2 separate regions of the Homo sapiens genome follow, and region 1 is linked to region 2. Evidence: read pairs that join two places in POLR2A ChIA-PET (ENCODE). Cell type or tissue: Caco-2. All regions are shown on one strand.

Region 1 (2,500 bases), 1.9 Mb after region 2:
GCAGGAGGCCCAGGTGAGGCACTTCAGCAGCCTGAGGTCCCTCCCCTAGGCCCACTCTCAAAGGCCCTGGAGCCCAGGCCTATGCTGCCTGCCAGGGCCTTTCCCGGAACCACTCCTCCCCGCCTGTCCTGGCACTCTCCAGGCACAAAGCATCCCTCAGGGCACTGCGCAGGCACCCCAGGAAGCTGGGACGTGAGACAGGTCCCCACCCCCAGGAATAACCCTGCTCTGGGCTGCTGTCATCCTCACAATGGCCCCACAAGACGCCAGGAGACAGCATAGGGACAGCATAAGTCCCCAGTGGGGACCCCAAATGGGACCCCATTTCCCCTGCATAGAGGGGGAAGGAGGAGCTTTGTGGCTAGGTGGCAGGATCTTTATTGGGTCTTTATTGTGGTTTGGGGGTGGGGGCAGAAAAGCAGGGTCTCGGGCTTCAAAACACCACACCACCTGCCTCTCCCTCCCTCCGAGGAGGAAATCTTCAGGGGCCTAGTGGTTTTGAGGGGAGGGGGCAGGAAGAGACTCTGAACTCTGGGTCAGCTGAGGACAGAGATAGGGGAGATCCTCTTGCCCTATGTCCCTCTTTTCTCCTAGGATCCCCTTCCTCGGCTCCCTACTCCACCACTACCCCAGAACAAACTCCTACCTCTGTTTGCAACTAAGAGTTACATCCCCCATGCCAAGACCTTCCGAGGCGTCCCAGAGGGGTGAGATTTGGGGAAAACAGGACATGTACACAGCAGCTGTGTGCCTGGCCACACCTGTCGGGTGGGGTGAGGAGAGTGCTTCTCCCAGGTGGGCAGAGCCTGCTGCGCTCAGGCTGGGGGCTGGGAGACGCTTTAATAGAGGGGCGAGAAGGCAGAGGGATGCGCAAACCGGCCACGTGGAGGTCTCGCGCGGCAGGCTGGGGCGCGAGCAGAGGAGCGGGCCGTATGCTTGCCCCTCCCGTTCCAGGGAGCTGCCGAGTGCCGGGTCGTCGCTGACCGCAGGCTGCAAGAGCGGTTGATCTGGTGAGCGAGCACACCCACTTACCCAGCTGCTGAGTCAGGCTGTTCTCGCTCGCGCTCGCCCGCCCGCCCGCCCGCTCGGGACATTGTGTTCCAGCCCCGGCGCGCTGGCAGCGGGCCCAGGCGCTCACACCAGCCTCCTCGCCCTGTTTGTGCTCGCGGCTTGCGCTCGGCGCGCAGCCTCCCGGCCGCCGCAACCATGCGATTGCACGCTGGGGCAGGGGTTGGCGAGCAACCTCCGGGGCGCGCGTGGGCCCCGCAGCCCTGCCCACTCACCGGCCTTGGAGCACCCAGACCTAGCCATCCCCCATTTGCCCCTGCTTGGGTACCCCAGGCTTGGGTGGCGCCTGGATTAGCACAGCTGGGGGAGGGAGCAGGTGTGGGGAGCTCTACGAGCAGAAGGAGCCACCCAGGCTGCCGCCAGCGCTCTCCAGCGCTCAGTCCGTGCTTCTCCAGCGCTCAGTCCGGGGGGCGGGAGGAGGATAGCTGGAGCTCGCCAGCCCCAGACTTGCGAGACCTGGGACGCAGTCACGTGACAACGGAAGCCCGTGTTGAGGGGGCCAATTCAAGCAATCCCCAGGAGGAGCCTCCCCTTTCCTAGCCCCCCTTCCCTGATCCTTCACAGAAGCCTGGAACACGGAGACTCCAGGGATTCCCGGGGCTGGCAAACCAAGCCCAGCCCTTTTGGACGGTTTGGGAAATCCCTGGCACGACGCCGGGAGTAGGGAGAGCCCAGACACTGGCGAGTGGGTGTGGACGACAGGGTGAAAGAAGGGCAAGGCCAAGGAAGACGACCCCAAACTGCCCCTGGAATCTGACCCTTCCCTGTGTTTAGCTCCAAACCCCTGGTTTATTCAGAGCCACGTTTTCTCCTTACCCATCCTTCTGTGGAAAGACATCACTAAGTGCTGGTCCTAAAGATCCCACCCTCTCCAAACCAAGGAGGGAACAAAGCATTTATATCGCACGTTTACCGTGTGGAAGGCTCTGTATTGGGTCCTGCTAAAGAATGTCACCATGAGGTTAAGACACAGTCCTGAAGTCCTTTGTTCTCCCTCCTTCCCACCTCCACAGTTTGCTGTGCCATTTCTCATGCCAGGAGTGCCTGTCCTCCCTGTCTACCCATCTCTGCTGCTCCAGCTCATAAAGCTTCCTTGAAACAGTGCCAGCCAAATCTGATTCCTGTCTCCTCTGAACGCCCAGCACACTCAGTTTGTACCTTTCTCACGGCACAGCGTGTGGCCTGTCTCATATTCTAGCGATCTGTTTACTAATCCTGTTCTTCTAACCAGATTAGAAAGTCCTTGAGGCAGAAACAAAGTCTGCTTCTTCTTTGAGCCCTCTCCTCCACTGCCCCCGCCTCCCACCACCATTCCAACTCATCCCCCACAGGCCAGGCTTGGCACCGGAGTTCATGTTCAATAAATATTGGGTGTATTGAAATGATATCCTCCCCTTGGGCAATTGAAGAGACAAACACGCTGGATGTTAGG
Region 2 (2,500 bases):
TCACAACTGAGGAACTAGAGAAAACAGAGCAATTTGAAAGGATCTTCAAAATTTAAAAAAATTAAATATTGGAAGAGATAATGGAAGGAATAGAATCCATAATACAGGAGATTATAAAACCTGATCAGTTAGGTACAGAAATTAGCAAACAGAAATCCTAGAAATAAAAATAATACAGTCTTTAAAAATGTTGGCCTCAGTACCCTAGAGATAGCTAAAGAAAAAATTAGTGAATTGGATAATAGATCTGAGGAAATCAGCCATGCATTTCCAATGGAGTCCAGGGAAGACAAAGAGACAGGAGATGTGAAAAAGAAGTTGAGAGACATGGAGGATAGAATGAGAAGCTACAACATAAATTTAGGCATTCCAGAAGGAATGAATAGAAAAAGAGAGGAGGCAATATTTAAAGAGATGAAGGACCAGGTGCAGTGGCTCACACCTGTAATCCTAGCACTTTGGGAGACCAAGGTGGGAGGACTGCTTCAGGCCAGGTGTTCAAGAACAGCCTGGGCAACATAGTGAGACCCTAGCTCTACCAAAAAAAAAAAAAAAATTAGCCAGGTGTGGTGGCACACACCTGTAGTCCTAGCTACTTGGGAGTCTGTGGCAGGAGGATCCTTGAGCCCAAGAGTACCACTGCACTCCAGCCTGGGTGACAGAGCAAGACCTCATCTCTAGTGATTAAAAAAAAAAAAAGAGAGAGATAAAGACTGAGAATTTTGTAGAATTGAAAAAAGGTAGGAACTCTCAGATGCATAAAGCATACCAAGGCTTGAGCAGTATGTAAACAAACTCCATCTAGACAAAATGTTTTATGTAAACATAAAACATCAAGTACAAAAGGATCAAATGTTTTCATGTCCCTGTTATCTCTCCAAAGAACTCTCTGATCTGGTATGTCTTGCCTGAAACTGCCTCTAACTTTTCCCAGGTTTTGTAACCTCTAGCTCCATGAGGGTAGAGTCAAATGCGGGCAGGGGATGAGAGCAGCAACACTGTGGTCCTGGGTGGTCCCTCCCTGCATGAGAAAGGTTGCCCTTTCACCCCTTCTCCCCAGCCTTGCTTTTCTGGCCTCTGGCCTGACCTGTTCATGAGGATCAGGCTGCCTGCCCTGTCTCTGTAATAAACAAGCCTCCCTACTTAAAGACTGAAGTCCCTACCCACTGCCCCTATCTCTACCCCACTCCTTAGACTTAGTTATCTAGAACTGATCTGTTTTTCTTAAAACTCTGGCACCTTGAGTAGTAGGCTTAGGTTTCTCATGCAATCCTTGATATTTTTCTATAATCTAAGACAATATTAATAATAATAGAAATTTGTTGAGTGACTAATGTATACCAGACACCGCACATAGGGGATTTATATACTTTCTTTGTAAACCTCATAATAATCTTGCAGAATGGGTATCATGGTGTATTAATCATGTATTACTGCATAACAAATACTCCAAAACTTAGGGGCTTCAAACAACATGTACTGTCTCACAGTTCCTGTGGACAGGAACCCGGGAGCAGCTTAGCTGGCTGGCTGTGGCTCAGGGTTTCTCACAAGGCTGCAATCCAGCTGTCAGGCAGGGGTGCAGTCATTGGAGGATGACTGAGACTGGAGGATCTACTTCCAAGCTAACTCACGCGGCTGTTGGCCTGAGGCTTCAATTCCTCCCCAAGTGAGCCCCTCCATTGGGCGGCTCAGGACCTGACAGCTGGCTTTCCCTGGAATGACTGACCAAGATGGAAATCAGTCTTTTTTTTTTTTTTTTTTTTTGAAACAGTCTTGCTCCGTTGCCCAGGCTGGAGTGCAGTGACCTGATCTCGGCTCACTGCAACCCCCGCCTCCCGGGTTCAAGCTATTCTCCTGTCTCAGCTTCCTGAGTAGCTGGGACCACAGGTGCGCGCCATAACGCCCGGCTAATTTTTGTATTTTTAGTAGAGCCGTGGTTTCACCATGTTGGCCAGGCTGGTCTCGAACTCATGAGCTCAGGTGATCCGCCCGCTTGGCCTCCCGAAGTGCTGGGATTAGTGGCGTGAGCCACCGTGCCCGGCCGAATCCATGCTCTTAACCACGGCACTGCGCGCCCCATTTAAAGCCTCTTCCCTCTGATCCCGGATTCCCCAGCTCTTGACTCCGTGGCATTCTACCCCGTCTGTGCATTCCCACGAGTCTGTCTGGGTTCGTTTCCTAGGCCTGCGTGTGCCCCACGTGCGCTTGTGAAAAAGTATGGGAGAAAGGGGGTGCCGTTGCAGGGCACTCAGCGCTGAGGCCCCCACCCCGTGTGAGTCTGACAGTCTGACTCTGCCCCGCCTGGCGGCCCAGGTACGGTGGACCAAGACGGCAGGTAGCGCCTCGGACAAGTTCCAGGAGACATCGGTGTTCAACGAGACGCTGCGCATCGAGCGTATTGCACGCACGCAGGGCGGCCGCTACTACTGCAAGGCTGAGAACGGCGTGGGGGTGCCGGCCATCAAGTCCATCCGCGTGGACGTGCAGTGTGAGTTGA

The links. Peaks named below come from ENCODE experiments on the same cell type or tissue, not always from the same donor. Only the 100,000 strongest peaks of a DNase experiment are listed, where the experiment ranks them.
Region 1: POLR2A ChIA-PET joins it to region 2 with 7 read pairs; 1 of 35 experiments calls an interaction of 5 or more read pairs at or near these places.

What each region holds. Positions count from the first base shown.
Region 1 is chr6:35,726,715-35,729,214 of GRCh38, reverse strand. It overlaps LOC285847 (a long non-coding RNA gene), which reads left to right. Exons shown (of 10, transcript NR_027117.2): 8 at 595-707; 9 at 955-1,010; 10 at 2,082-2,453. It also overlaps a transcript of FKBP5 not described here. Among named protein-coding and RNA genes, the nearest start is that of ARMC12, 9.1 kb to the left of the region's middle. RefSeq lists enhancers at 502-551, 829-1,123 and a silencer at 1,062-1,291. In Caco-2, no CTCF peak of the experiment used is centred here; DNase peaks (open chromatin) are centred at 974 and 1,484; H3K4me3 peaks cover 1,374 bases.
Region 2 is chr6:37,658,236-37,660,735 of GRCh38, reverse strand. MDGA1 (MAM domain containing glycosylphosphatidylinositol anchor 1) reads left to right here. Exons shown (of 17, transcript NM_153487.4): 3 at 2,317-2,491. Among named protein-coding and RNA genes, the nearest start is that of MDGA1, 38 kb to the left of the region's middle. In Caco-2, no CTCF peak of the experiment used is centred here; a DNase peak (open chromatin) is centred at 1,025.